Linked DNA regions of Homo sapiens: region 2 is linked to region 1. A link is an interaction called in ENCODE POLR2A ChIA-PET data of the cell type or tissue named here. Cell type or tissue: A673. All regions are shown on one strand. Links, peaks and the distances in the headings refer to the core of each region. The heading gives the core; the rest is flanking DNA. Region 1 has its middle 10 kb from the start of TBL1XR1. Region 2 overlaps TBL1XR1 (TBL1X/Y related 1).

Region 1 (16,516 bases), core at 4,774-9,773:
GCAGTGGTGTGATCTTGTCTCACCACAACCTCCACCTCGAGGGTTCAAGCAATTCTCCTGCCTAAGCCTCCCAAGTAGCTGGGAATACAGGTGCCCGCCACCATGCCTGGCTAATTTTTTTTTTTAATTTTAGTATAGACAGGGTTTCGCCATATTGGCCAGGCTGGTCTCGAACTCCTGAGCTCCGGTGATCCACCCACCTTGACATCCCAAAGTGCTGGGATTACAGACATGAGCCACCATGCCTGGCCAGCACTGGAGGTTTCTAAAAGTTGTTTTGTGCAAATGTTTTGGAGAAAAGCCAGCAAGTAGGTAGGAGAGTAGTTAGGAGGTTTTGGAGATGACAGATACTGTTCCTAGGTCTAATTTGCAAATATGCATATTTTAATCAATTCATAGAATTTAAAAAGATCTCTAAGATGAAATTCATGTCAAAGCTTCCAGGTATTTACTTACCTAGACTACTAAAAGTAGAAAATTATTTATAATTTACAACCTCCACAGAACATAATACTAAAATTTATTGTGGGACAACTCTCTTACTACCTTTTGAAGTCACATACCTTGTTCGACACAGGAGCCCTTATCAGGGAGCTCTCCCTGAGCTTCCCCAGGAAAGGGCCAGTGCAGTGAGCTCAGTGGGTGCTTCCCCAAGATGCCTTCAGGCCGGCTCTAGACAATTGTGAAACAGGTGAAATCGTTTCCACGCCTTTTCTGCCTGGCCAGTGGCCCACTTCAGGCCTCTAGGCCATGGGGACCAAAGCTTCCCCACTTGCAGCTTTTCTCAGCCCGTCTCCCCTCTTATTTTTTCTTCCCAAATATCATGTTCCTGTTGAAAACTCTTTTGTTGACTGAGCGCGGTGGCTCATGCCTGTAATCCCAGCACTTTGGGAGGCCGAGGCAGGCAGATCACCTGAGGTCAGGAGTTTGAGACCAGCCTGACCAACATGGAGAAACCCCGTCTCTACTAAAAATACAAAACTAGCCGGGCGTGGTGGCACATACCTGTAATCCCAGCTACTCGGGAGGCTGAGGCAGGAGAATCGCTTGAACCCGGGAGGCGGAGGTTGCAGTGAGCCGAGATCGCACTGTTGCACTCCAGCCTGGGCAACAAGAGTGAAACTCTGTGTCAAAAAAAAAAAAGAACACTCTTTTGTCCTTTGCCTTACACCAATAACCTTCCCCTGTATTCCATTACAAGTAGCCTGACACGTTAACTCACATTAAATGTATTGTAAAGTTCTTTTTTTTTTTTTTTTTGAGAGAGTTTTGCTCTTGTTGCCCAGGCTAGGGTGCAATGGTCAATATCGGCTCACAGCAACCTCTCCCTCCCGGGTTCAAGTGATTCTCCTGCCTCGGCCTCCCAAGTAGCTGGGATTATGGGATTACAGGCGTGCGCCACCATGCTGGGCTAATTTTTGTATTTTTAGTAGAGACGGGGTTTCTCCATGTTGGTCAGGCAGGTCTTGAACTCCTGACCTCAGGTGATCCACCCACCTCAGCCTCCCAAAGTGCTGGGATTATAGGCATGAGCCACTGCACCCAGCCTAAATGTATTGCAAAGTTCTAATAAGTATTTGGAAGTCATGGCTTTCTATCAATTCTTAGGTAAAGAAGTGTTTTATAAGTTCCCTCCCTTCCTCTCACCTCCTGGCCTTCAAGCCATTTCTTTTTGTTATTTAAGAATAGCTTTAGCGCTTAGTAGCTCAAATTTAAGGTAGGAAGAGAAGACTTTGGCCAGGCTGGTCTTGAACTCCTGACCTCAGGTGATCCGCCCGCCTGACCTCCCAAAGTACTGAGATTACAGAAGTGAGCCACCACGCCCGGTTTTACAACTGTGTATTCTTATTGCAAAGCCAGGCTCTGTAAAGATGGCATTTTATCTGAGAGTCAGGTTTACCAACAGGTAAAACTCTTCTTACTGAGGGCAAGCTCTTCCTGAAGACATTGAGATATTCCATTTTTGGCTACTAAGAGAGAAAGGTTGCTACTCCATTTTCCTGGAATACAGTAATGCTGGGTTTCATTGCTCTGCAATATTGTCTTGGGCATAAGTTCCCAAATGGAATGTGGCATGAAACATAATTCTTGCAGAGTTGCTCATGCATGCAGCTATGTGTGGCATAAAAATCCCCAGAGCAAACCTTCAGGTCGCCAAACAGTGTTAGTCCTAAAGTACCTCAGTGGAACATACCTGAAATTTCATGAAGCCTCACCACAGTCAGAACGTTATGCCCCTTTCCTCATCTGAATGCCTCTCTCATTGCTTGGGAGGCCCTACTTCAAGTTAAATGGCCAGCACTGCAAGGGAGGGCAGGATCAGACTCAGGTAAAATGGGGAGGTTGACAGATTATTTCTTCAGGTTAGAAAATCAGTAACTCGAACCCATAGGCCAAATCCAACTGAAGCCAGAGCTCCGAATAATTCATACGTTTTTAAATGGTTGGGGGAGGGGGAAGAGGGAGACAACAGAGAACGTGGCCTACAGAGCTTCAAATAGTTACCATCTGGCCCTTTACAGTAAAAGTTTGCTGGCGCCAGCTTCTGAGCCCTCACACCTCCCTTTCTCTGCCTTACTCCTCTTTAACCCTTCTTCATGCTCTCTAGAAAGGAGCCCGCCCCAGCCCTCAGCTCCTGGTTTATATACTCCATAATTAGAGTTAATCCTCCTACCCAAAGGCAAACCCATTGAATTGACTGCTTTTTCCCAACTAGAGAGAGGAGCCGCTGTTCTGGTTCTTCTCCTTTTCCCCTCCTCACTTTCCCCTGACTAAGGGGCCAGGGAACAGAGATGCCCTTCCCCAGCCACCCAGGCAGTGGGTATTCCAGTTCTCAGCGCCTAGGGGAAGGGGTTCCCATCAACCAGGGGCTTCTGGACACTCTTGTGTACCCTCTGCAAAAGCACTGGAGAGGTCTGCTCCTTGGGTTAACCCCTTTGGGTTATGACACCTATGGTCCTAAGAGAGGATTTATAAGAACTCTGGGCTCACCTTCGTGACCCATAATGCTCTCTGGATGCCAGCCCTTCAACAGTTTTCTTTCTCCCTTGCCAGGCTTGGATCTGTTTGTAGTATAGAGTGGTAGTTAAAGGCATGACCTCATCTACCTAGATAAAAATCCACCTCTGACATTTACTAGCTAAGGAACCTTGGTCGTTTAATCCATGTGTGTTGGGTTTCCTCATCTGTGGAAAGGAGATAATAGTAGTCCTTACTTCATGGCCTGGTGCAGTGGCTCACGCCTGTAATCCCTGCACTTTGGGAGGCTGAGGTGGGCGAGTCACCTGAGGTCGAGAGTTCGAGACCAGCCTGACCAACACGGAGAAACCCCTGTCTGTACTAAAAATATGAAATTAGCTGGGCGTGGTGGTGCATACCTGTAATCCCAGCTACTCGGGAGGCTGAGGCAGGAGAATTGCTTGCACCTGGGAGGCAGAGGTTGTGGTGAGCCGAGATCGCGTCATTGTACTCCAGCCTGGGCAACAAGAGCAAAACTCTGTCTCAAAAAAAAACAAAAAAACAAAAAAAAACAGTCCCTACTTCAGGCTGTGGTGAGGTTTACATGAGTTAATCTGCATGAAATTATTTTGAACAAGGCCTAACACATAGTAAGTACTCAAGACAGTGCTAGCTCTCACTATTGTTTGAGGGTTTGAGGTTAAGCTGTATCCTGGCTGGTCTTGGCCCAGCTCTCCATGTCCTTAGGCTGTTATATAGCTCAAGGGGAGGTGAGCTCTCAAACTGAGGCCAGGCCACCCAATAGGGTAGGCAAAACTGAAACAGGTGAAATGTTATGAGAGGCTTCCACTTCCCTTACTCTTTGTGTCTTCCTACAGAGAATAATGACTAAAAACACCTTGCTTTTGTATGGAGGTTATGATCTGCTTTCACAAACATTTAATTTGACACATGCAACAGCCCCGGTACATAGACGTCACATGGCAGGCAACTGCAAATGTTGACTGAGTGAGGGAAATGAACTGGGAGGCTGCCAATTTGCTGTATGGTTGGGTGTGGTGTACCCTCTGCTCTCTGTTCTGATTGGTTGCAAGGCATATAGAACTGGTCAATAAGTATTTTGACTATCCACTCTGGAAATTTGTTGTTAATGTGGGGCCAATTTTATCAGTAAGGAAACTGCGTTTCTCAGCCATTTGATGCCTGTCTGAGAACATACAACAGTGAAGGTAGAGCTGTGTCTAAAACCCAGTTTCTCTGGCCTATAATCTATCCCTGTGGCTGTTACACCTATTGCTAAATATGCATAAAATAAAGTTTGTTTTGTTCAGTGGCAATAATTAACTCAGTACTGGCACGCACTGTCTTCCTAGTTTGTTGCTCAATGAAGACTCACAATATTAGAAGGCTATCTATAAAGGGGAGTGTACTTGTTTTGTGTTGCTGTAACAGAACACCGGAAACTGGGTAATTTATAAAGAAAAGAGGTTAATTTAGCTCAGGATTCTGCAGGCTGGGAAATTCAAGAAGCATGGTGCCAGCATCTGCTGTTGAGGGCTTTCATGCTGCATCATAACGTGGAGAAAGGTCAAAGGGAAGTGGACACAGGGGAAGAAGTAAAACCCTGACGGACATCTTTCTCTATAAAAACCTGTTCTTTTATTAGTGAGAACTAATCCATTCCCCCAAGAACTAAACCAGTCTCGAGAGAGCAAAAACTCACTCACGGCCCAGAGAACAACACAGAGCCATTCATGAGGAATCCACCCCCAAGAGCCAAGCACCTCCCACTAGACACCACCTCCCAACGCAACCCATTGTGGATCAAATTTATAAACATCAGTTCTGGTGTGGACAAACCATATTCAAACCATAGCAAAGAGAAAGCTCTTATGCCCTAGGAGGAGCTTTCTGTAGTCTTTGCAGGTTCCCCCTTTCCTCAGAGAACAAGTGATTTACAAGATTATAGGAAGGACGTGAGTGAGTACAAGTGCTCAGCGACTTTCCCTCTCTTTTTGAAGGAGCCTTGCCTCAGGACACATACTTTCTCTTGTCCTCTGCCCCTTGATAAGCAGTTTCCCTGGGAGGGAAGGGCTGCCTATGGCTAGGTAGGACAAGTTTAGTGGGAGGGAACTACCAGAAAGTCCAGCTGGGCATGGTGGCTCATGTCTGTAATTCCAGCAGTTTAAGGGGCCGAGGTGGGGAGATCGTTTGAGCACAGGAGTTCGAGACCAGCCTGGGCAACATAGCAAGATCCCATCTCTACAAAAAAATACAAAAATTACATGAGTGTGATGGTGCATGCCTGTAGTCCCAGCTACTTGGGAGGCTGAAGTGGGAGAGTTGCTTGAGCCCAGAAGGCAGAGGTTGCAGTGAGCCGAGATCACGGCACTGAGTTCCATCCCGAGTTATAGAATGAGACCCTTTCTCAAAACCAAAAAAAAAAAAAGTCCATTTGGTTGCATATCCAAGCTTTGATCTTACAAAAAATTAAAAACAAAAGATCAAGCAATAAAATAAAAACATTTTACCAAATAGAGACACAATTTACCAAACTGTGTTCCACAGAAAGCAAACTTTGCATGATCTTGAAAGGTATGTCTTTTATTTTTTTTGAGACAGAGTCTCACTCTGTTGCCCAGGCTGGAGTGCAGTGGCGCGATTCAGCTCACTGCAACCTCCGCCTCCTGGGTTCAAGCTATTCTCATGTCTCAGCCTCCCGAGTAGCTGGGATCACAGGCGCCTGCCACCGTGCCCAGCTAAGTTTTGTATTTTTCAGTAGAGACGGGGTTTTGCCAGGTTGGTCAGGTTGGTCTCGAACTCCTGACCTCAGGTGATCCACCCACCTCGGCCTCTCAAAGTGCTGGGATTACAGGCATGAGCCACCGCGCCTGGCCAAAAGTTATGTCTTTAAGAAGTGTTCAATAGGCTGATAAGATTGTTTTTATTTTTTTATTTTTTTTGAGACGGAGTTTCACTCTTGTTGACCAGGCTGGAGTGCAATGGCGCGATCTCAGCTCACTGCAACCACCCCCTCCAGAGTTCAAGCGATTCTCCCGCCACAGCCTCATGGCTGATAAGATTTTTACAATGCAAGATTTTTCAGTATTTTATATGCTAAAAAGCAATGCAGACCTCTAGAAGGTGAATTTAACATTTATTAGCAGGATGTCGTGGTGCACAATCCCTGGGTGTTGTGGCCTGTAATCTCAGCTACACAGGAGGCTGAGGCAGGAGAATTGCTTGAACCCAGGAGGCGGAGGTTGCAGTGAGCCAATATCGCACCACTGCAGGCCAGCCTGGGTGACAAGAGGAAAACTTTGTCCCAAAAAACAACAACAACAAGGAAAATAAAAACGTCACATTTCCCAAACATCCTTAATGTTGGAACTCTTTACTTCCAGAAGCACAGACTACGTGCCCATTATGAGCGGAATACAGTTTGGGAAATGCTGACATAAGGAAATGATAGTTGTTATAATGGCTGTTACCTGACCAACAGATATTTGGGACAATCTCAGAAAGTGCATTTGGCTTACTTTCTAGTAGCTATAACAATATTGGGGGTGGGGTGGGGGTGGTTGGAACTACAGAGCCAGCCACAAACATGAGCAATATACAGTTAATTTCTATATGAATTGAAGCACCATCAGGAGGAAAACAATTCAAAGATTCAGGCTAAAACGGAGTACTATACAAATTGAGCTCAGTCATGTGTCTCAGCAATCTGGTAGGAGGGGTGCAAGTTCATATCATTTCCAAGTGGTGCAACCTGAATCTGTGGACTTGAATTGTAGCAAGACCATCCCATTTGAAGGCAGGACCTTAGTGTTCCCATTGGCTGGCATAAGGAGTGTTCAGCACATCTTAGCAGCTTTGAGAAAAACCGCCCTGATGTCTGCATCTCCAGCCAGAACCACTCAGGTCAATAAGCTACTCAGTCCACTGGAGAGGTGTCTGCTATAATCTGAATGTGTGTGGCCTCCCAAAATCCATATGTTGAAATACTAATCCCCAAGGTGACGATATTAAGACTTGGAGCTCTTTTGGGAGCTCTCATGAATGTGATTAGTGCCTTCATAAAAGAGGCACGAGGGAGTGTGTTTGCCCCTTTTATCATGTGAGGACACAGCAGAAAGGTGCCATCTATTAACCAGGAAGTAGGCCCTGACCAGACACCGAATCTGCCAGTGCCTTGATCTTTGACCTCACAGCCTCCAGAACTAGAAGAAATAAATTTCTGTTGTGTAGAAGTCACCTAGTTTATGTATTTTGTGATAGCACTCCCAACTGACTAAGACAGCAACTCAGCTCACCTGGGCCAGTAGAATTGTTTATTTAAGGCATTAGGTTTTTTTTAGCCTTAGGAGAGCATAAAGTCAAAGCGATAAAACAAATCAAACCCATCGTCTTATTGTATTTACTTATTCATTTGTTTATTTGTGAAACAGGGTCTCTCTGCAGCCAGGCTGGAGTGCAGTGGCGCAAACATGGCTCACTACAACCTCCACCTCCCAGCTCCGGCGAACCTCCCACCTCAGGCTCCCCGGTAGCTGGGACTACAGGCATGCACCACCACAGCCAGTTAATTTTAGTATTTTTTTGTAGAGATGGGATTTCGCCATGTTGCCCAGGCTGGTCTTGAACTCCTGGCCTCAAGTGATCTGCCCGCCTTGGCCTCTCAAAGTGCTAGGATTATAGGCGTGAGTCACTGTGTGTGGCCACTATTGTTTTCATTTATGTTTAGAAATACTTGTGCATATTTGTATTTGGTATTTTAACTATTTGTAATCTTTTACGTAATTCGACATTTTAGGATTTCTAACAAGTTATCCTTGTGAAACCAGTTTAAAACACCTAAGTGAAAACTGTAATTAATTCAGATTCATGATTTTAAGTGAAAATATATGAGAATTTTATTAAATCTGTAAACATTTTTGTAATGTTCAAGAGAACTTGATTCATATTTTATAATTTATCATATTTATAAGCATTACTTAACTACTTGTGATTCTTTGTTGAGCAACTGAAGTATTTTAAAAAGACTGAATACATTAAATGAATTAATGTAGTTTAATAATTCAAGGAAATTTAATTAACCAAATTGTAAACATTCTCTTAAAAAACAGAGTTAGATTTGTAACCTGAATTTCAAAGCTCAAAGGAAAAGTAGGTTTTCAAATTTGTAATAAATGAAATGGAATTACTATACATTGTCTTCTTTGCCCACAAAACCTGTCTTCAAGAATACCCTATACTGGCCGGGTGCAGTGGCTCACACCTGTAATCCCAGCACTTTGGGAGGCCGAGGTGGGTGGATCACCTGAGGTCAGGAGTTCAAGACCAGCCTGGCCAACATGGTGAAACCCTGTCTCTACCAAAAATACAAAAAAATTAGCCGGGGGTGATGGTGTGTGCCTATAGTCCCAGCTACTCAGGAGGCTGAGGCAGGAGAATCGCTTGAACCCAGAAGGTTGAAGTTGCAGTGATGCGAGATAATGCCACTGTACTCCAGCCTGGGCGACAGAGTGAGACTCCCCCCAACCCCAACCCGCCCACACACACAGAATATCCTATACCCGGGCCGGGCACAGTGGCTCACCCCTGTAATCCCAGCATGTTGGGAGGCTGAGGCGGGTGGATCACCTGAGGTCAGGAGTTTGAGACCAGCCTGGCCAACATGGTGAAATCTCTTCTCTACTAAAATACAAATATTAGCTGGGTGTGGTGGTGGGCATCTGTAATCTCAGCTACTCAGGAGGCTGAGGTAGGAGACTTGCTTGAACCCAGGGGTCGGAGGTTGCAGTGAGCCGAGATCATGCCACTGCACTCCATCCTGGGTGACAAGAGCGAAACTCCATCTCAAAAAAAAAAAAAAGAACACCCTATACCTAAATTGCCATGAGGCAGCACGGGTGGTGATGGTGGATGGTGAGAGGGGTAGGGAGTGAGTGAGACAAAGGTCTTCCTTTTGTAATCAGTAGATACACTAACAGTACCAAAGCATGCAACAGATGGAATCCAACAGATTGATCGTAATTACGCCTGCATTCAGCAAACATTTTTCTAGATTCTAGCCTAAAATATGTGGGTCACATAAATGTGATTAAGATGTGGTTCTTCTCCTCAAGCAGTTTCTCCTTTTTTCCACTTTGCATTTCTCTGCTCTTCTCATTCACTGAAGTACTTTTTAGCAAACACTTGAATTTTCCTGCCTTGATCTGCTTAGTTTTATTCATTGGAAAAGCAGATACTGCACTTGGCCTTGAGTTCAAATCCTTGTTTTGCCATTTGCAGCATGACCTTAGACAAACTATATGGTCTTATTACTTCAGTTTCTTCATAAATCAAATAGAGATAATAATATTATTTACCTGTTATGGACAACATGTTTGTGTTTCTCCAGAATTCATATATGGAAACACTAGCCCTAAATGGTATGGTATTAGGAGGTGGGGCCTTCAGAAGGTAATTAGGTCACAGCCTACATGATGGGATTAGTAATCTTGTAACAAGAGACAGGAGAGAGCTTGCTTCCTGTCTTACTGTTTTACACCACTTACACACAGCAAGAAGATGGTCAGCAGCACCCAGGAAGAGGCCCTCACCATAACTTGATCATGCTGGCACTTTGCTATCAGACTTCCCAAATTCCAGAACTGTAAGAAATAAGTGTTTTGTTTGTTTGTTTGTTTGAGACGGAGTTTTGCTCTTGTTGCCCAGGCTAGAGTGCAATGGCGCAATCTCGGCTCATTGGTTCTCCTGCCTCAGCCTCCCGAGTAGCTGGGATTACGGGCATGCGCCACCACACCCAGCTGATTTTCGTATTTTTAGTAGAGATGGGGTTTCGCCATGTTGGCCAGGCTGGTCTCAAACTCCTGACCTCAGGTGATCTGTCCGCCTCAGCCTCCCAAAGTGCTGGGATTACAGATGTAAGCCACCGCGCCCGGCCAAGTGTTTGTTGTTTAAGCCACCGAGTCTATGGTATTTTTGTTATAGCAGTCCAAATTGACTGAGGCATTACCTTTTCAGGTTGTTGAGAAAATCAGAGACAATTACATGTTAACATACCTTGAAAAGAGTTGATAACATGCTTAATAAATGGTAGCAATTAACATTATCTATGGTTTCCATCAATATCCTTATGGTTAGAAAAAGTCACCTAATGCTGACCCATGATTTCATATGTTTAGGCTTTTCACTACATCAAGAGCAGAAGAGCATTGGAAAGAAAACATTTGAGGTAGGAGACAATTGAGGTGACAGAGAACTCAATGCTTTTTTACTTATATTTACTCTCTAGGTGATTGCATCTAGGTCCATGATTTCAAATATCATTGCTTTACTATGAGTCTCAAAGTTATATCTCCAGTTCCAGTTGCACCTCTGAACATCAGATTTATATATCTGGCTACCTATTCAACATCATCATGAGGATGTATAATAGGCACACCAAATGCTAAAACAGAACTCTTGATAGTTCCCTCATAAACTAGGTCTTCTTCTAGCCGTTCCCATCTCAGTAAATGGCAACTCCATTCTTCTACTTGTTTGGTCTAAAATCTTGGAATAATTTTTTTGTTGTTTTTGTTTTTGAGATGGAGTTTCGCTCTTGTCACCCAGGCTGGAGTGCAATGGCGTGATCTCGGCTCACTGCAACTTCTGCCTCCCGGCTTCAGGTGATTCTCCTGCCTCAGCCTTCTGAGTAGCTGGGGTTACAAACGTGTGCCATGATGCCCAGCTAATTTTTTTGTATTATTAGTAGAGATGGGGTTTCACCATGTTGGCCAGGCTGGTCTCGAACTCCTGATCTCAGGTGATCACCTGCCTTAGCCTCCCAAAGTGCTGGGATTATTACTGGCATGAGCCACCTCGAACGGCCCCCACTTAAGCTTTTAAAAGTGTTGGGATTACAGGCGTGAGCCACCACACCTAGCCTCCGCTGGTCCTTTAAAATGGAAGGTGGTTCAAGTCACTTCTTTGCTCAAAGCCTCCTGGTGGCTTTCTTTTTTTTTTTTTTTTTGGGACGGAGTCTCGCTCTGTCACCCATGCTGGAGTGCAGTGGCACCATCTCGGCTCACTGCAAGCTCCGCCTCCCGGGTTCACGCCATTCTCCTGCCTCAGCCTCCCAAGTAGCTGGGACTACAGGCACCCGCCACCATGCCCGGCTAATTTTTTTTATTTTTAGTAGAGACAGGGTTTCACTGTGTTAGCCAGGATGGTCTCCATCTCCTGACCTCGTGATCCGCCTGTCTGGGCCTCTCAAAGTGCTGGGATTATAGGCGTGAGCCACCGCGCCCGGCGCCTCCTGGTGTCTTTCTATGACATGAGAAGAAAAAAGTCCTTCACATCTGGTCCCTGTCCCCGTCTCCTGCCACTCCTTTCTTACTTCATGCCAATTAACTGACATCATTTTTATTCTTAGAATATAGCATATTTGTTATATTATTCTTTTGTACATAATATTCCTTCTGCCCAGAACATTCCTTTTTCTGATAGTGGCATACTCACTCTGCTACTTCCTTTAGTTTTTTGCTCACATGTCATCTTAACTGAGCAGCCTTCTCTAAACCCCATATCTAAAATAATATATACTGGCTGGATGTGGTGGCTCATGCCTGTAATCCTAGCACTTTGGGAAGCTGAGGTGGGAGGGTCAGTGAGGCCAGGAGTTTAAGTTTACAATGAGCTATGATCATACTGAGAGGTGACAGTGTGCTGGCAGCCCTCGCAGCCCTCGCTCGCTCTCAGCGCCTCCTTGGCCTCCGCGCCCACTCTGGCCACGCTCGAGGACCCCTTTAGTCCGCTGCTGCACTGTGGGAGCCCCTCTCTGGGCTGGCTGAGGCCGGAGCCGGCTCCCTCTGCTTGCCGGGAGCTGTAGAGAGAGAGGGACGAGCGGGAACCGGGGCTGTCTGTGCACAGCGCTCGTGGACCAGCGTGAGTTCCAAGTGGGCGGGGCCACGGGCTAGCGTGAGTTCTGGGTGGGCATGGGCTTGGCGGCCCCGCACTCAGAGCCGTCCGCCGGCGCCACTGGCCTGGGCAGTGAGAGGTTTAGCACCCGGGCCAGCAGCTGCAGAGGGTGCGCCAGGACCCCAGCACTGCCGGCCCGCCATGCTTGAATTCTCACCGGCGCTCAGCCGCCTCCCTGTGGGGCAGGGCTCGAGACCTGCAGCCCGCCATGCCTGAGCCCCCTAGCAATGGGCTCCCGTGTGGCCCAAGCCTCCAAGACGGGTGCCGCCCCCTGCTCTGCGGCGCCCGGTCCCATCAACTGCCCAAAGGCTGAGAAGTGCAGGCACGCAGCGTGGGACTGGCAGGCAGCGCCACCCGCGGCCCCAGCACTGGATCCACTAGGTGAAGCCAGCTGGGCTCCTGAGTCAGATGGGGACTTGGAGAACTTTCATGTCTAGCTGGAGGATTGTAAATGCACCAATCAGCACTCTGTGTCTAGCTCGAGGTTTGTAAACACACCAATCAGCACCCTGTGTCTAGCTCAAGGTTTGTAAATGCACCAATCAGTGATCTATGTCTAGCTAATCTAGTGGGGACTTGGAGAACCTTTATGTCTAGCTAAGGGATTGTAAATACACCAATCAGCACTCTGTGTCTAGCTCAAGGTTTGTAAATGAACCAATTGGCACTCTGTATCTAGCTAATCTAGTGGGGACTTGGAGAACCTTTATGTCTAGCTAAAGGATTGTAAATATACCAATCAGCACTCTGTGTCTAGCTCAAGGTTTGTAAACACAGCAATCAGCACCCTGTGTCTAGCTCAAGGCTTGTAAATGCACCAATCAGTGCTCCATGTCTAGCTAATCTAGTGGGGACTTGGAGAACTTTTGTGTCTAGCTCAGGGATTGTAAACACACCAATCAGCACCCTGTCAAAACGGACCAATCAGCGCTCTGTAAAACAGACCAATCAGCTCTCTATAAAATGGACCAATCAGCAGGCTATGGGTGGGGCCAGATGAGGGAATAAAAGTAGGCTGCCGGAGCCAGCAGTGGCAACCTGTTTGGGTCCCCTTCCATACTGTGGAAGCTTTGTTCTTTAGCTCTTTGCAGTAAATCTTGCTGCTGCTCACTGTTTGGGTCTGCACTACCTTTATGAGCTGTAACACTCACCACGAAGGTCTGCAGCTTCACTTCTGAGGCCAAGGAGACCACGAACCCACCAGAAGGAAAAAACTCCAAACATGTCTGAACATCAGAAGGAACAAACTCTGGACACACCACCTTTAAGAACCGTAACACTCACCGTGAGGGTCCACGACTTCATTCTTGAAGTCAGCGGGACCAAGAACCCACCAATTTTGGACACAAATACCACTGCACTAGAGTCTGGGTGACAAAAAGACTCTGCCTAAAACACAATACAATAAAATAACATATATACCCATTATCCCACTTTATTTTATTTAAGCTTGGTTGTCTTTTACCTACCTTCCTAGAAGCTAGGTGTGGTCATAAGACCAAGCACTGGTTAATGGAATATTAGAGGAAGTGATAAATGCAACTGCCAGGATGTGTCCTGAAAGGAAAGGCCTAGCCCTCTATTTCTTCTGTTTTCTTTTCCAATGGCTGGAATTTGAAAATGATGGCAGGAGCAAGAAAAACCATTTTAGACCAGTGGATGGAAGATATATGTTGAGATAGAACAATCTAGGTCTTTGACATCTTACTCCAGAATGACAGTCACATAAGATAATACGCTTTCATCTTGTTTAAGCCATTTTTATATTCCTTTTTTTTTTTTTAACAGTGGTCAAACAATAGCCTAATACAGACATATTTTTTGAAAGTCTGTGTGTACTCCCAACCCTCACCCAACGTGGGATGTAAGCCCTGTGAAGAGTAGGGGCTGTTTTTGGTTTACTGAGACAGTGCCTGGCACACTAAACATTCAATAAACATTGAATGAATAGCAAAACCATCAATATAATACTAGGCCTTGAGTGCTTCCCTGAGAAAGTATGTGGCTGGTCAGTATAAGTAAGTGATTGTACAGCAACATGCTGTGTGTGTGGTTGGTTTTCTGTTTTGACTGAATCACAATCGCAGGATACAACCTGCTATTTTCATTATCTGAGAGGCATAAATACTTGTAAGATAGTTGTATGTTTCTTTTGCAATTTAAATGAAGACTCTCAAGTAAAGTTTATTGTTGTAATGAAATTGGGTCATAGAAGCATGGAAAACTGTGACAAGGTTCACACTGATGAGGAAAGGTCACAAGCAACACGCTATGCACTGAAGGAGAAAAGCAGCTTGTGTACTGACATCTTGAGATGTGTGGTTGGCATGTGCCTCATCTCGGAAGAACCACAAAGAATTGCACAAGGTAAGTCAAAATGAAACGGAAACATCACAGAGTATCAGCAAGACGCCTGGGGGTAAACGCTACAGACGTAAAGCCACTGAATTCCAGGGTGAGTAAAGAATATAAAATGAGTTATAGCACTAGGAGAATATTTTTGGTATCAAATGTCTTTTTTATACAATTAAGTTTGTTTTGAATACTTTATGTAGATGAGCTAATGTAAACAATTTAAAACATCATGATGATTTAAAAATATATATAGTAATGAGACCCTGTAGTCCTGGGATTGAAGCAGTTTCAATTTAAAATGTTCCATGTCTTTAGCGATGAAAGTTGCAAATGTGTAGGCTATCTTGCCATGCCACACTCCTCTCGGAAAAATATTACTGAAATAAAACAAGTCAGGATTTGTTTTTTTTTTTTTTTTTTTTTTGAGATGTAATCTCACTCTGTCACCCGCCCAGGCTGGAGTGCAATGGCAAGATCTCGGCTCACTGCAACCTCCCCCTCTCGGTTTCAAGCCATTCTTCTGCCTCAGCCTCCTGAGTAGCTAGGATTACAGGCATGTGCCACCACGCTCAGCTAATTTTTGAATTTTTAGTAGAGACGGGGTTTCACCATGTTGGTCAGGCTGGTCTCGAACTCCCGACCTCGTGATCCGCCCGCCTCGGCCTCCCAAAGTGCTGGGATTACAGGTGTGAGCCACTGCACCCGGCAAAACAAGTCAGGATTTGTTTAGCCATTTTACAATATATAGTAACTTCTGATAACAGTTACTGGTATGAGGTTTCTCTTCATTGAGTAATTAGCTAGAAAATTCAAGAGAGAACTTTTTTTTTTTGAGACGGAGTCTCACTCTGTCGCCTAGGCTGGAGTGCAGTGGCACTATCTCGGCTCACTGCAACCTCCGCCTCCAGGGTTCAAGCGATTCTCCTGCCTCAGCCTCCCAAGTAGCTGCGATTACAGGCACCCGCCACCACGCCCGACTAATATTTTGTATTTTTAGTACAGACGAGGTTTCACCATGTTGGCCAGGCTGGTCTTGAACTCCCGACCTCAAGTGATCTGCCCACCTCAGCCTCCCAAAATGCTAGGATTACAGGCGTGAACCACCACACCCAGCGGAGAACTTAATGTGTTCCTTTGCTTTACAATTTCTTAGTAATACAGTAATATCTCCTTTCTAGAAACACATTAACATTTAATTCAAAGTGTAATGGGAGTGTTAGATTAGGACAAAGTACTGAATATTAGTAACAATAGTTCCTTCTTTGTCCTTTCCTCACCCAGTGAGTCTAATCATTGCTTGTATTTTGGTGCAGCCCTGATCCTTTATGCTGGATATGTTGGGACAGCTAGAGGGCGAGGCGACAATACATATGACCTTTGAGTGATGGTTTATTTCTCTGAGTATTTAACATTGAAGCCACACTGTTGTTTCAGATAGTTTCCAGAATATAAAAATCAAAGGGATCAAAATATGATCTGATTTAAAACCCCCTTTGCTGGAAGAATCAAGGCCTTTCCACATTTGGGTGCCCCTATTTTTGTTTGTTTGTTTAAAAACACTCCAGGCTGCCGGGCACAGTGGCTCACGCCTGTAATCCCAACACTTTGGGAGGCTGAGGCAGGCAGATGACTTGAGGTCGGGAGTTTGAGACGAGCCTGACCAACATGGAGAAACCCCATCTCTACTAAAAATACAAAATTAGCCAGGCGTGGTGGTGCATGCCTGTAATCCCAACTACTCGGGAGGCTGAGACAGGAGAATCGCTTGAACCTGGGAGGCAGAGGTTGCAGTGAGCCGACATTCCGCCATTGCACTCTAGCCTGGGCGACAAGAGCGAAACTCCACCTAAAAAAAAAAAATGTACTCCTGCTCTCTCCTCTCTCTTCAATTAGTATGATCCAACAGTGGTGAGTAAAGTACATTTTACTGCAACGGATTTGTAAGTCCCCAGCCTCGATGATCTTCATATTTAAATGCAGTCATTTACGCACAGAAATGTCTTGTAAACTACAGGGATATAAACAAATGCATGGATTATTATCATTGTGAGGAGGCTCAACTAACACTGAACAACTTTAGGAGGCAGCTTGGTGTAGGGTATAAGAACTTCAGGCTGGAAGACCTGATCCTATGAACCTGAAGGAGGGTGTCTCCTCCCTTGTGGAATAAGGGATAGAAGTCATTTAGGGGAAGGAGAAGGGGTGGGGTGGGCAGCTTTGAATATGACGCTTT
Region 2 (16,516 bases), core at 6,607-11,606, 190 kb after region 1:
ATTATATGAATATATTAATATATTCATTAATAATATATTCATAATATGAATATATTAATTTTCAAATTTATTTTCCTATTGGGGGATTTAAAAATGTACAACATTGCTGGAACATCCATCCACGTTTTCTTGTGCACATGAATGAAAGTTTCTCTAACGCTTCTCTGTGTGTGTCTGTCTCTCTCTCTCTCTCTCTATATATATATACACACACACACACATACACACACACACCTGTGCATAGCATATCCTGTAAGTGGAAGTCATGGCCCATACGGTATATTTACGTGCTTGTGCCTAACTGCTCTTCAACGTGCATACACCCATTTACATTTCTAATCACAATATTTAGGATTTCCCATTTTCCTTTATCTTTAGGTTATCAGACTGGTGAACATTTTTCCAATTACATGGATATGAAACATTTTGTATTTGCATTTTCTTGATTGTCAATTAGTTTAAATATCTTTTCAAATAGTTATTATACAGTTGGACTTTAGCATTTTAGTTCACCACCACCACCACAATTTTTCAATTGTTTTATATTCTGTACTGATTAGTGTTCATTATGCATTCTGGGTACTAATCCTTCCTGGTTATATGGATTCCAGTGATCTCCCAGTACCTTCTTTTTTATTTTCTTCATGTGGAGTGTTTATCACGTAGAAGTTTTGTGGGGTTTTTTGGTTGTTGTTTTGTTTTGTCTTGAGATAGAGTCTCACTATGTCGCCTAGGCTGGAATGCAGTGGCAGATCAAGGCTTACTGCAGCCTTGGCCTTCCTGGGCTTAGCTAATCCTCCCACCTCAGCCTTCCAAGTAGCTGGGATCACAGCTGCATGCCACCACACCCCACTAATTTTTGTATTTTTCTGTAGAGACCGGGTTTTGCCATGTTGCCCAGTCTGGCCTCAACCCCCTAGGCTCAAGGGATCCACTTGCCTCAGCCTTCCAAAGTATTCCTGGGATTACAGGCATGAGGCATCACGCCCAGATCATATGAAAGTTTTTAATGTTAATGTTTAGATGTATTTATCTTTCTTTTTAAAATTAGTTGATTATTTTTAGAGATAGGGTCTTGCTGTGTTACCCAGGCTGGACTCCTCAGCTCAAGAGATCCTTTGACCTCAGCATTCTGTGTAGCTGGGTCTACAGGCACATGCCACTGTGCCCGGCTAGATCTTTCCTTTTTGATAGCTTTTTTTTTTTTTCATAGCTTAATACATTTTTCCTTATAGATATCACTGAGGTCTGATATTTTTTCATGAAGTATCTAAGTTTTATTCCTTTACATTTATTTTTTTAGCCCCTTTGGAACTGATTTTTATATATGGTGTGAGGTATAGATATTTCCATTTGGGTAGTCAGTTGTCTTAGCACCATTCATTGTCCCCTTTCTGTTTTCATAATGCCGGTTTCATATACCTAGTTCATGTATATGCAGTTTGTTTATTACCTTCTCTTTTATTCCATTTACGTATTTGCCTTATCTGAATCAATAGCATAGTTTTAATAATTCTAACTTTATAAATCCCTCTTGTTGTTATTCTTCAAAACTGTTTTTCTGTTCTTGCCACTTTAGTCATCCATATTTCCAAAACAGAGCACACAATTTTGGATTTTGTTTATGAGTGCCTTGAATTTATAGGTGAAATTAGGGAAAATCGTTATTGAGTTTTATCACCCATAAATACGTTATACCTCCATTTATTTGTCTTTTATTCCTTTGGTAAAGTTTTATAGTTTCTCTAAGGATCTTTTTTCCTAATGTGTTTTGAGGTGCCTTATGGTTTTTATGTTACTATGAATGACCTCTTTTAAAAAATACATTCCTTTTATATACTAGTTGTTGCTCACATTTAGAACATTTTCAGTGAACTCATTTAGTCCATTGTGACAAAATCAATTTTAATGAAATTTGGGCATAGAACTGTAGAGTGCTAATGGAAGATACTACAAGACATTGAAGGGCATTTGACCAACTGTTCATATTATTTTGTTTTCACTATTGTGTACCAAAAGTCTTACTTTTTCAAACTTTGAAAATAGTAAAACAGTGAATTTTCAGTGCAGGAGAAAATCATTATCCTATTGTTGTATATACATCCAGGTTTTTTGTTTTCCCCTTTCTTGTATGATGAGTTGCCTAAGCATTTGATGAGTAAATTGTAGAAGTCTTGTGCCAGCATACATACAAATTTGAGGTAGATGCCGATGATCTGAGCCATTGGCCTTTTTAAATGTCTTAGCTCTGCCTTGTTGCCCATAATGTTTTGGTTCGTTATAGCCCAGTTCAAGCTTAGAGATTGGTAAGTGCTTTTTAAAAGAAAGTTGTTTTGTTTTTTTAACCCCCAAGTTGGCTGTAGATTGAATGTCTGTAGGTTGACTGTAGATTTTATTTTTTATATCTCAGCAAACTAGATTTTGTTGGTTCTACTTTTTTCTCTCCTCATTAACTATAGATACTCAAAGCCTACTATACTTGAACTTAATCTCATAAATTATGAGAAATTTTAAGTAAACAAAACAGTTGAGCCTTCCCAGCCTGATAATCAGTAGCAATGTGTCAGTACCAATGCATCTGTGATTTGTGCCACATTACTGGGCTAAATTTGAAGAGGAAAGCTCGGTCAAACATTCTTCCAGCTTGTCATCTTGGATAGGCTGAATGGGAGGTATTTTCAAGGTGCATGGTTTGTTGCCATGTGCTTTTAAGTAGATCTGCCACCTCTAGCTTGACTTTAGGTTACCATAAAGCTGCAGAGGTCACTTTTCTGATTTGTCAGGGCCGAACACCTGAAGCATATATTTCAGTTTTCATAACAGGACCTCTGATCTTTGTCCTGTTATATTGACTGGTTTCATAGGAGAATATATTTTTGGATTGAGTTTTAATTCTTCAGTAGCAGCTGAATAATAAAATAACGTTGTTACATTTATGATTCAGCTTAATGAATGATTACATTATTAGTATTCCTGCCTGTGTTTTTTGTTTAAACATATAACGTCTTTCAAGAATAGTGTACATATCTGTCTGGGCACTGTGGTGCATGCTTATAATCCCAACATTTTGGGAGGCCAGGGTGGGTGGATTGCTTGAGGCCAGGAGTTCAAGACCAGCCTGGGCAACACGGTGAGACCTTGTCTCTACAAATAATTTTTTAAAAATCAGCTGGGCATGGTGGCATGCACTTGTAATCCTAGCTACTTAGGAGGTGGAGGCGGGAGGATCACTCTAGCCCAGGAGTTAGAAGGTGCAGTGAGCTATGATTGCACAGCTGCATCCATCCTGGGTAACAACAAGACCCTGTCTAAAGAAAAAAAAGGAACATACATACATTATTTTAGCTTCTTTTATAATCCCCTAGCTTAGGAACTGGTCAGTAAATATAGAGTGAATAACAGATTTATACTGGAATTATCTTTACTAGTTTGTTATACTTCCTCTTTAAGATGTTTTGTCAAAGAAATTCTGAATTTATTTTGTTTCTCTACATGTTAGCTAGACTCATGTATCATTTAGCAACAACAAAAACTTATTTCATGTGATAGACTGACTGTTTACTTCTAGCTATTGTTGGCTATGTCAGAGAGACCAGATACCTTAGCCAAGAATGGTTATCAAGACTGGAGAAACTGAATATGTGTGTGAGTAATCTTTTGAGAACAGGCTGGTATTATCTTTTTGTAAAGGGATCATATTACATTTCTAGAATTTCAGAACTTATTTTTATAGTTGAAGCTAAGTCCCTCCTCTGATTGCTAGAAATAAAGCTATGTAATATTTTTATTTCAGCATTTGGATTTATTATAATATGTATTACGATTTTTAAGATTTTGTTTTTCATTCTTTTAGACAGGTGCTCTAGTTCACAGCTATAGGGGAACAGGTGGAATATTTGAAGTTTGCTGGAATGCAGCAGGAGACAAAGTTGGAGCCAGTGCATCAGATGGTTCAGTAAGTATAGTAAAGTGTTTCCAAAGAGGGTGTGGGTGGGTATTCACATCAGAATGCAGCTTATTGTTAGTGATACCAAAGTGTTTTTTTCAAAATAAATTTTAAGGTATGATACTGATTTTTTTTTTTCCTGAGGCTGTAAACTTTTCATGTGCGTTGGATTCAAATAATGTAAACAAAATTTAGGCTGTCCTTACCAAATACCTTATAATCTAGAAATGGACAGTTATTTTTAATATGAACCTTCATTTATGAAATTAGGTATACCAGAGGAACATTCTGAGAAGGATTGAAATGTTTAATGTGTATTTCTACCTTCTCCTCTTCACAGAAGAATTTTTTTGGCCCAGGGAAGGCAGAACTAGAGGCAGTTGGTTCCTGTGTTGAGGAATGTGTGATACTGAAAGATTTTCAGGATGAGGTTAGCCAACTCTTTACAACAATGCAAATATGGCTTCCAAAGCTGTAGAAGCACCAGAAGGTGGGAAAAGGGTAGCTATTTACTGATGCTGTAGCTGAATATAATCTGTGATATCTTTCATTAGGGTCCAATAGATAGGAAATGGTCTGTTTTGAGCATTTTCCCCCTCCTTTTTAATCAACAGAGAGTATAAAAATCCTAGCCGTGGTTCTTCCCCCACAGTTTGAGCTCATGGTTGTTCTCTTGATCTGCTTAAATGATCTGTCTGATTTCTGTCAGTTAAGTGCTCATTTCCATGATTATTATGCTTTACCAATTTTATAAACTTGGAACTAAGAAACATTTCAAATTGTACTATAGAAAAGTTAAACATAAAATGTACAATAAAATTCTGAATACACTGGTTGATTATTTTAATTTCTTACAGGTTTGTGTATTAGACCTTCGGAAATAGCGCTACTAGTTGGAAGCCATGGACCGACTATGAATGTGTACATAGCCAAAATGACTGTCCCTGACCCATGTACTGCTATAGTCCCACTTGAACCATGGCCAGTCCACTACAGCCAAATCTAAAAGAAATATATACATACAGTGTATATAAACAAAATTGCACCCTGAAGATGACAGAGTTTTGTCACAGCTTGTGAATTCTGTTCACCAAGTGCTGGAATCTAATCTGCTGTGCCCCTAAAATAGCATTTAGAAGTTTTGGATATGAAAAACAGAAGAGAGAAAAATATACATTATAAAAGCAGAACATACATGTACCAGTTTTTGGATACTAAATGACAGCCTTGTTTCTCCCCTTTGAATCAGCAGACACCATGGATTATATTCTTTTTTTCCCTTCAGTAGTGAGCAGTTTGTATGTACAGAGAAAATGGACTTACAAAAACTTGCAGCAGTAGTTTGTTCTTGCTTTAAAATTTCGTTTTTGGTTTAGATTATGGATGCATGAAGTAAGGGAGTGAATCAGTTTCTTGTTTATATTTTTTTCACCTTTTAAACAAAAAATTCTTTAAAATATTTTAATGCATTCTTTTGAAGAGGTAGATGTTTGGTACATTTTATGGCTCCCAGAGCATATATTCAGTTGGTGCATGTTGTGGAAGGGGGAATTGGAAATTAAATGAAAACCTATGACTTTGGTCATGTCAATCTGTAAGACACATCAGTAAAAGGGTATTATGCTCTGTTGGTTTTGTTTTTTTGTTTTGCTTTTTTTTTTTTTTTTTCTTTTTTGTTTTTTGGTGATGTGGCTTAAATGCAATAGTTTCTTTTTTGGGACATATTTCTGCCAATTAAAGACTAGAAGGGCACAACTTTTTTTTTAATTACCATAGAGAAGATACATTAAAAAAAATCTTCTGATGTTTTGTAGCCATAACTAAATTATGGTAAAAATGTGCACTATTGTGAAAAGGAGCAACGTAGTTTTGGGTTTTTTGTTGTTTGTTTGTTTTGCTTTGTTTTTTAAGAGATTAAAATGTTTCTGGATAAGGATTAGCTTCTCGAAGTGTCCATCATTCTGTGTAGAAGCTTAAATATGTAATGTAACCAAACTCCAGTATTAAAAATCTCTCATGTTGTTTTCTTTATACAAAGCAAGATAACGGCATATAACACTGCCATTACATGGCAAAATGTTTGCTACCTTAGTTTAAAAAACAATCTCAAACAAAAGACTTGCTTCAAGGTGTTTTTAAATAGCAGTGATTCAGAATTTTTTTTAATGAAAGTATAATTGCACTAACCTTCTTCCTGCTGCTCTGATTCTGCATTTGTGGTACTTGTGACTACGTTTTTTCAAATATAGATAGATTTAAGCTGCTAATTTTTTTTTTTTTAGTAATCACTACTATATCATGTCTTTTACTCTGTTTATAATATCAAGTATTTTCTTAAAGATATAGATATTAAACCTTGTGCTCATGCAACTTAGAGTAACATATACAGACAAATGATTGCATGAGGCCATGTTTATATGTGTGACTAATAAGGCTTGTCATGATTAACATAATCCAGGTATGTCATTTCTGAAGAGAATAGTCATCAAATTTATATCTCGAAGATTTTAATTAAGGAATTGCTTATTGTTGAGCTTAGCAAATTAATAACACTATTTCTGTCACTAATTATTTTGAGGCCTTTTAGTACTAAAATTTTAACCTGTGTTCTAAGTAGAAACTGATTTAACCCAAGTAATGCAGCTTTGATTGATTTCAGCATTCGTTGCTTTGCTATTTTTACAAAACAGCATTGATTGAAGCAAGTCTTGGTTTTACTAAGGTAGGGTAGCATTTGCTATTGGTAAAGAGAATAAATACACTTAATTTCACAATACATTGTTATATGTACCCCAGTTGTTGTTAGTGGGGACTATGATACTGTAATAATATTTTTAAAAATTTACATCAAGAGAGGCAGTCATTCACGATGGTTTTGTGCCAGCTCTTTTTAGGGTTTTGGATCACATTAGAGATATTTAGAACATATTACCCTGTGACTTACGTAGGAAACCTAATATGCTGAGTATCTGGCACTTGAATTCCTGCTTTTATTGCTGGAGGTCCACATCTGTGGTTGACCTCTGTTATTGTTTAAAAAAAATAAATAAAAATTAAAAAAATCTGTGCAATAATTTTAAAATGTGCTCCCAGGAATAGACACAAATGTTTTGAGTATCTTTTAAGCTGCATTTTCCTTTAGTGATGCATTTGTCAATTGCACTGAATTTAAATCTGAAAGTCAGAGGTGATTATTGATAGTACTTTTGTATTTTGATATGGACAGTTTATTCATTTGCATACAGTTATTGACTTTTTCCCAGCTGATTAAAAGATAGTCAAGAAATTCTGCAATATAGCTGCCAAAATAGACAGCTACATTTTTATGATATTGTCATCTTTTCTGTTTTTTTTTTCTTTTTTTTCTTTAGCTATTTTACTTAAGCATAATAGCCACAATAGGACATATAAAAGATTATAAATACAGAGCTTTATTATCCTGACGTCTTGGGTCTTTTAAGTATATACTTTTCTGAAAGGTATCCATTTTGTAGGCTTGGGTTCTTCATGAGCATACGATTGTTTATTTTTGCTGCTGTTCTCAACATCATCATTGCCTGCTGATGTGCCACGATGCTGCTCCAATAGACAGCAATAAGATTGTCTCTAATTTGAGCAGTAACATGATTGCAAGAGACCAAGTTTCACAGCTTGTAAAGTTCTGTATTTGGGATTCTTGCTTATTTTTCCGCCTGTGTTTTTCTGAGAACTTATTCCTGATGATCAATTGAATCCAGTAGTTTTTCTATGCTATTTGTTGTTGTATAAGCTACTGTAAGAAACTTATCATAAGGAAAAATAGAAAGGAAAACTTGAATCAATACTCATTGATTAAAATGGAATAAAGAAAGAGCAGCTGCCACTTTTAAACAACATAAAGGAATATCTTTTTTTGTCTCCGTGTAGGAAATCCCATAAGTTCTTATATTTGTTCCAGTTCCCATTTCCTGCCATTGACCAGATAACATCATTGACTTTCAAATGACTTTTAGAAGTGATAACTCTTAATTTCCTAATAGATACTAGATTGTATTGAATTCTGTTTTAATTATTCTCTAGGTAAGTATGTTTTAGGATTAAATACCTTTTACAGATACTGAAAGTGCCTCCTTTTGTGGTGTAAAAAACAAATTATGGTGCAAAAAGTAATCACTAGATTGAAATACATGAAGGTTTTTTGCTTTTTGACATACGAAAATGTCAAGAGAAAGGCCAAAGATTTGTACTTTTTCACTTACAAAGCACTCCTTTTTCCCTTAAACTTCTTTCTGTCAAATTAGATTTAATGAGAGAGTACTATTTTTAAGGAGCTATCTGTTTATGTAGAATGATTTTGTTAAGAGTAATGTAAACTATTATTGAGTAGAGGCCTAAAGAGGACTGTGCATTTTTGCTATTTAAAGGAATCACAAATGATCATACTTAAGTGAGCAAAAATGACAAGTTTTACTAGCTAAGTAGAGAAATAAATCTCAAATGCAGCGCTACAATTTTCATTATCTTAAGTACATTGTACATTTCTACAGAACCTGTGATTATTCTCGCATGATAAGGATGGTACTTGCATATGGTGAATTACTACTGTTGACAGTTTCCGCAGAAATCCTATTTCAGTGGACCAACATTGTGGCATGGCAGCAAATGCCAACATTTTGTGGAATAGCAGCAAATCTACAAGAGACCCTGGTTGGTTTTTCGTTTTGTTTTCTTTGTTTTTTCCCCCTTCTCCTGAATCAGCAGGGATGGAAGGAGGGTAGGGAAGTTATGAATTACTCCTTCCAGTAGTAGCTCTGAAGTGTCACATTTAATATCAGTTTTTTTTAAACATGATTCTAGTTAAATGTAGAAGAGAGAAGAAAGAGGAAGTGTTCACTTTTTTAATACACTGATTTAGAAATTTGATGTCTTATATCAGTAGTTCTGAGGTATTGATAGCTTGCTTTATTTCTGCCTTTACGTTGACAGTGTTGAAGCAGGGTGAATAACTAGGGCATATATTTTTTTTTTTTTTGTAAGCTGTTTCATGATGTTTTCTTTGGAATTTCCGGATAAGTTCAGGAAAACATTCTGCATGTTGTATCTAGTCTGATGTACTTATCCATCTCATTACAAACAAAAACACACAGACTGCATTTGTAGCTCTGTAATCCTTGAATACGGAAGTAAATTTTCTTCTTTCCTGACTTTGACATTGTAGCTATACTGTTTCCATTTTTGTTTTTACAAATCCTTTGGGTCTAATTCTGTGAGCCTACCTATAGCACTGGATTAAAATGTCTGCATCATTTCTTTAGTTATCCAGTTAACTTTAAAACTGTTGTAAAAGTGTAAACCAGCCCATGACAGGTTTTTGTACATGTTAAAGAACTTCATTGTTCAGTTTTCATGATTATTGTGTAAGGAAGACTGATGTAGATGTTCTGTGCTGTCCTGGACCATGTTAATTACACTTACGACGTATTTTAGTTCCACATCACAATGATTTGTCCCCAGTGACCCTTTTATCCTTTCTAGGCACATTTCTTGTTGTTGTTGTTGTTGCAGTTCCCCTTTGCATTGTATTGCTTTGACAACTGTAATTTGAATCAGATCTGAAAGAGGTCCAGAATAAAATATATTTTGATATTATGTTGGCTGTGTACATATATAAAACCTTTGATGTCTATGTAGTTTATATAGACTATTTACTAGTCAGGTAAAGAGAGAGGGATGGTATTTCTTGTTTACAGTTTGTTTACATTTTAATTGCTTTTACTTCTCCAGTGTTCTATTGTAGAATAAACCTTTTTTTCCAAGTTAGCCTTCATAACCTATAACACATTCATTCTCTCCCATACTGGTGTTACTGATTAATAACTGCCATCAGAACCCAAACCACTGTTTTTCATAAACGTATTGTTTCCCAAGATATATACTTTAAGCCCATAATAAAATTACAAATTTTACTATTTTTATTACTTCTTGCAGGAGATAAGATTTTTTTAAATGAAGGGGTTATTTACTATTTTTATTAAAGTATAATAGAGCATCTAATCAGCTAAGGGATTGTAATTTTTAATTCTTTTGAAAAATAAATATTGTATTTAAAAGACGTTATTTCACAGAAGCTGAAAAAGAGACCTTAGATAACATTTGTTTGGTTAGCCACACGGTTGAGCACAAAACAATGTGTAGATGTGTTGAAGATTAGGGCAGGAGGCTCAACTTCTCGGTGACCTTTTTTTGCTTCACAACAAGCCAATTATAGTTGAATCATTTTCTCTCTTAGCTAGTTGTTACTACAAACTTTATAAGAAAAACAACTAGACACCTTCTAGTTTTAATTAATACCAACTCCTTTAGAGTTAGAGACTTTTTAAAAAGAATCATTGAGCATATTTTCTTTTTTTTTTTTTTAAGAATTTACACTCTCTAGGTCTTCTATTTTTCCTGTTTATTTCCTTAAACAGAAATAAATTCAAGCATAGTTTTATGTTTTATTAGAAATAAGCCACTGCAGTTGCTAGAACTGACATGCTTTCATTTTCAAGGGGTTAACTTTTATTGCATGGCATAGATTATTAGTAATATCCTGCATTGTATACTTTTCCAAAAAGGGTTGGACTCCTAAGGATTAGAATCCTTATAAGCTTGAGGGAAAGCTGAAACTAATTTGAACAGTAATAGAAGGGATTATTTTTAATTTCATAGTTAACACTTTACAATGGATTAGATTTATTACCTAGTATAATCCGTAGCAGATCAGATCAAAGTTTACTGTTTTACCAATATATTCATTTGAAAAAATACAGTGGAGGAAAAGACACTTTAGATGGTAGTTTTATGGTGCTTTTCTCTGCTGTACCAAAGTGCTTTGTCATCAATGAAATGTTAACCCTATGCTACTTTTTCTGCATGCTTCTTAAATGTCATCTTAATGCTTAATTGTCCTAACTTGTAATATTTTTGTATTAAATTTTTTTAGGAGTTCCTTGTAATTTCTTTACAATTTAAAATATATTAAACACAAAGTGTTTAGTAAAGTACAGAAGACAATTACTAATGTTTCTTGGTTGTTGGGTTTGTATGATCCATTGGGCAGACAATTTATATTTTAAGAACTAAGACCAATGGGGTGGAATCTATACCGAAAAAGATATCACAGTCTTATTTAAAAAAAAAAAAAACAAACTTTCTGACATACTAATCTAATGTCAGAACGAGCTGCCTTAAGAGATGTTGTGCTGTCAGAAAGCCGTAAAGCATAGGTTGGATTGCCACTGGGCCGGGCTCCTGTGGAGAAAACAAGCACTGCCTGAGCACCTCAAATAGACTTGCATTAAAAAATCTAGTCACATTGAACTTCACAGTCTGAAATCAGACATTTAAAAACAGGATCAGCTTCCAGGATCTCTCACATTCAATATAGGGGATTTTGAAGAATCTACACACTGCCAAGACAAGACCTTTTCCCTAAGCTTTTATTGGTTTAATTTACGTACACTTGCTGGACCAGATCAATTATCTGATTTTCCAACCTGGGTCCATGAGGAACAGTGCTCCCCATAGAGAGGGAGGAATAGCTAAAACTCCTAGCAGAATGAAGAGCTGCCATTTGGGATGGCCTAGAGTCATCAAATAATTCAAGTTAAGTTTAATATGACATAAAAATTAGCTATGTAATATGGATTTTAATATTTCCACCTGAAATGGTTGAAATATTTTAGTGTGTGGGAATAAACTGAAGTTGGACAGATCTGGTGTTGAAGTAAATGAAGTCTGATAAGAGTCAATTAGCGGTAAGTTCATTCTACTTCTTAAACAGTGTTGGTTAACTTGGAATGTGCGTTGGAATCTTTTATGCCTTGTCCTACCCATTGACCAATATGGTAGCACAAGGTATGTGTGCTGCTTTTCATATGCTTGTTTGGTTTTGTGTCATAATGTGGGAGGTGGTTGTCACTAGCATGTGGTATATTTATTGTAGAGCACATGCTGGTTAAAGAAATTTAAATACAAGGTATAAATAATAAATGTTCATTTTCAAACTCCCAACCAAGTCCTTAGTGGTATCCACTGTTAACAACTTGACATATGTCCTTCTAAGCATTTTCAATACCTACTTTAAAAAAAATACAAAAGAGATCATAATCATTGAATTCAGAAACTCACTTTTTCACAGAAACCATCAGGGACCATTGTCCCATCCACTTAAGTACATTCAAGTACTTCCCTATACTGTAGATGTAGAATATACTGTATGGTTTAAAGAGCATGAATTCTGCCTGACTGACTACCTGGGATGAATCCAGACCAGCTGCTTGGCCTAAGGAGTTGCTGTCTTGGTTTCCTTGTCTGTAAAATGGGGATAATGATAGTTACTTTTCTCATTGATGGGTTGTGAAGATTACAAAGTTAATATATCTGAAGCCCTTAGAGAATGGTGCCTGGTTATATAAAGCACACTGTATATTACCAAACATTTTTATTCCTAATGGTAAGATTTTATTGTACACCAAGATTTAGCCCCCTATAATGTAAATTTACTTTTTCACCGTTTACTATTACAATGGAGCAATAAAATATTCATATCTACAGGACAAATAGAACAGTCAATTCTGATGTACACTCGTTTAATACACACTTCAAGGATTCTTTAAAACTCGCCTCCCTTGGACGGGCATGGTGGCTCACGCCTGTAATCCCAGCAATTTGGGAAGCCGAGGCGGGTGGATCACAAGGTCAAGAGTTTGAGACCAGCCTGACCAACATGGTGAAACCCCGTCTCTACTAAAAATACAAAAATTAGCCCGGCATGGTGGCGCACGCCTGTAATCCCAGCTTCTTAGGAGGCTGAGTCAGGAGAATCGCTTGAACTCGGGAGGTGGAGGTTGCAGTGAGCCGAGATCGCACCATTGCACTCCAGCCTGGGTGATAGAGCGAGACTGTCTCAAAAAAAAAAAAAAAAAAAAAAAAAAAACTTTGCCTCCAAGCCACTTTCTGGCACTAACAAGGTATGATTTCAAAAGGAGCCATTTAAGAATTTGTAGAAGGGAGATTGAAGAGTGCTTTGTATATTTACTCAGTGTAGTACAGGAAAGAGAGTAATCTAGACCTGTAAGTAACAATCTGGGTTATGGGTTAGCAGAAAACAACTAAATTTTTAAGCCTATGCTCTTTAGCATTTAATGACTAAATACTAATGATGTGATGAAGATTTTGTTAAACATGGATGAAAATTTTTCTACTGTAGAGCACAATGTACAGGCTAAATCCAATTATAAACTTCATGGAACTACCAGACTTTTAATAGCATATATTAATATTGCTGGAAGCCAGATTCCTGGTCTGTTTGCTAAATTAGCAGACATTTGGATTTTTTTGTAGGGCTTTTTAAATTTTAAGACTATTTTCACCCATTTTGCCTTTCAAAATCCTGAGTACTCTTTTTTTTAATTCAGCAAATATTTGTTGAGTAATGTTTTCTAAGAAGTGTGTCTGCCACTGGATATATGGTAGTGAGCAAGAAAAAGGCTCTGTTCTTGTGATATGTAACTACAACGGAAGGTAGTTTATTAAGTGCTGTAACAAAGAATTTGGTTGAAGCCTGCTGGGCGCGGTGGCTCACGCCTATAATCCAAGGCTGAGGCGGGTGGATCACCTTAGGTTGGGGGTTCGAGACCAGCCTGACCAACATGGAGAAACCCTGTCTCTACTAAAAATACAAAATTAGCCAGGCATGGTGGTGCATGCCTGTAATCCCAGCTACTCGGGAGGCTGAGGCAGGAGAATCGCTTGCACCTGGGGGGGCGGAGGTTGCGGTAAGCCGATATCGCGCCATTGCCCCCCAGCCTGGGCAACGAGAGCGAAACTCCGTCTCAAAAAAGAAAAAAAAAAAAAGAATTGGGTTGAAGCATCTGAAATTACTTTTTCTGAGCCAGAAACTGCCAAACACTGACAGTTTCAAATGGTTCAACCTAATCCCAGGTACTGTGTTTGCAAATGGCAAGGGGTACCTAACAGTTGCGTTTTGATCCTTCACTCTATGTCCCAGGACACCCTCTTTGTGATCCACATTACACTTGTAATTACATGTTTTATGTCTGTCTTCTAGTGGTCACTATTACAATTTTAAGTAGTATGTATTTACATCTTCAGTGATTAAGCAGTGTCCGTTGGTTTCTTAACCAAGAAAGGTAAAGAAATGAGGCACTTCATGCTTCCTCTTAAGAGGTTCGCTTTGATTTTTACTTTTTAAAGTCAATTGGCATATTTTTGCTATTACTGTTGTGAAAGTCAGCAACGCAGATGTTGGAATGTTGTGCCAGCCACCATCCGTCTCCTCAAACCCTCATCCCTGTGAAGTTTCCAAAGAAACAGTATGTTAATCAGAGTACTTCTTTGTTAATTTGCTACGTGAGCCACTCCTGTCATCCCGTTCAACTCTCTAGAGAGAGGCTGGTTTGGATTTGGATTTAGGGCTTTACCAATCAAAAGTGTAGCCCATTTAGCTTCATCTGGAAACTCTAGAAACCATCCCAGGTTTCACCCAAGATCCTAATCAGAAGCTTCGTTGACAAGATCTCCCGTGAATTGTATGCACATGGAAGTTTGAGAAGAACTAGCTTAGGGGTCTAGGTCAAAATAGAGGATCTTCTGCTTTTCTCTTCTCCACATCTATCCTGAATTCCTTGAGACCAGCGAGACCAGCAACAAATCTTAAAACTACCATAAATAACAGTTGCTACTAGGGGTAAAGTAGAGGAAGAAGTCCCCAGAGGGAACACAGTTTACTGATTCAGACATGGGGTGGGAAAATACTAGAGTATTAAATGGCTTTAAAGGGTTCTCATGAAAGATAGTAATCTTGCCCGTATTAATAATGTCACTATCAATATCTAAGGCTCTGACCAACTGATCAAATTAACCAGATGATCTTGGGTGAGATACCCACTCTGCTGGAGATTCATAATTACCTGCCTCATGTTGTGAAGAATAAATGAGACAGTGCATATATTTATTAGCCGCATGCCCAGCACATAGCAATGCATGTGAAGTATAACCGTTTTCATTCCCTGGTCGTGGAGGATGCTAGGATGACATGTGAGGAGCAGAATGTCCCATTCCCTTGTGTTGTTCTGTAGCCACAACTGTTAATGCTCAGTTTTATATTGCAGTAAATTCAGCACTGACTTTGAGATCACAGCTGCTTCATTCCCGAGTTCTTCATTTGGAACCGTCCTTTGGTTGAGCAGACTTCATTTTCAAATAGGGCTAGTGAGCGCTGCCTTCCTTGAATCCCTGTATATTTGAGACTTTTTTTCTTGCCTTACACAAAAATGAATACTTGATACAACTGTGTTATTTCGGGGTCACATTTTCTTCCCCTTATAACTCAGGTGGTTAGTACTAAAGTATAACTCCCAACAGGAGAATCAGTGGTGTTCTACCCAAGACCTACTGAAGCAGAATGTAGGCGGAGTGAGGAGCCGAAATCCGCGCTTTATGCCCGCTCTCCAGACGTTGCTAATGCGCGCTAATACTAGGGAGCCACTGCTGTGCTGCCCCGCTGTCTTCTGCCAGTCACTGCTGCTGTGGAGATGTTTGAGCCCAACAGAACTTTTCCCTCCGCATAATTTTTTTATACCTAGATTGCCAAGAATTCTTTGGCCTTGAAATTCAGTAATTTCTCAGAATATGCCTAGGCATTGATCACTTCTGAAGCTGTCTAAATGCAGTAAAGCCTTTGTTCATGTTTTTTTTTTTAAATTCCTAAGAGCTTGCTTATAATTCTGAGTATGTCTTTGTTGTTGTTGTTGTTGTTGTTGTTGTTTTGTTTTGTTTTTTGTTGTTTTTTGGTTTTTCGGAGTCTCACTGTATCGCCCAGGCTGGAGTGCAATGGTGCAATCTCTGCTCACTGCAACTTCTGCCTCCTGGGTTCAAGCAATTATCCTGCCTCAGCCTTCCCAGTAGCTGGGACTACAGGCACGCGCCACCACGCCCGGCTGATTTTTGTATTTTAATAGAGATGGGGTTTCACCATGTTGGCCAGGCTAGTCTCAAATTCCTGACCTCAAGCAATCCACCCGCCTCAGCTTCCCAAAGTGCTGGGATTACAGGTGTGAGCCACAGTGCCTGGCCTCTGAGTATGTCTTCGGTAACATTTTGTTGACCCTACTGCAGGCCCAGCTGAAGTGAGTAACCATGAATACACAATGGCACCAATTTGCAGCATTGTGATTTTTTTCTCCAATACTGCTTACAAGCCATGGGGAAGTGGATGTCTTAAACGGTGACCAAGACTAGCAGGAATCCTAGTTATGGAGCATTTAACAGTCGACATTTTGCAAGAGAGTGAGTACTCTTAAGTACTTTGTGGGATGGGGGCAGTACCTCTAGTCAGTGAGGATATCCCTGGAATAGGTATGCATAACGTTTGTAAGTTCAAGTTTCTATTGTCTGTCTGGAAGGATTTCCATGTCTAGAAGGAACCAGCTGTGGCCTAGCTCAAAGGCAAGCACAGCTGGCTGAAGTCTGAACTTAAGTATGTCTGGCGTGTAGACTTCCTGGGTAAGACCGGAAGCTCTGCTG

What was found. ChIA-PET counts read pairs that join two places held together with the same protein. Peaks named below come from ENCODE experiments on the same cell type or tissue, not always from the same donor. Only the 100,000 strongest peaks of a DNase experiment are listed, where the experiment ranks them.
Region 2: POLR2A ChIA-PET joins it to region 1 with 6 read pairs; 3 of 35 experiments call an interaction of 5 or more read pairs at or near these places.

The regions. Positions count from the first base shown.
Region 1 is chr3:177,199,606-177,216,121 of GRCh38, reverse strand. It overlaps a transcript of TBL1XR1 not described here. Among named protein-coding and RNA genes, the nearest start is that of TBL1XR1, 10 kb to the right of the region's middle. In A673, for the core only: no CTCF peak of the experiment used is centred there; no DNase peak of the experiment used is centred there; H3K27ac peaks cover 658 bases.
Region 2 is chr3:177,013,812-177,030,327 of GRCh38, reverse strand. It overlaps TBL1XR1 (TBL1X/Y related 1), which reads left to right. Exons shown (of 16, transcript NM_024665.7): 15 at 3,854-3,955; 16 at 4,804-10,984. The coding sequence ends at 4,830. Among named protein-coding and RNA genes, the nearest start is that of TBL1XR1-AS1, 15 kb to the left of the region's middle. In A673, for the core only: no CTCF peak of the experiment used is centred there; no DNase peak of the experiment used is centred there; H3K27ac peaks cover 524 bases.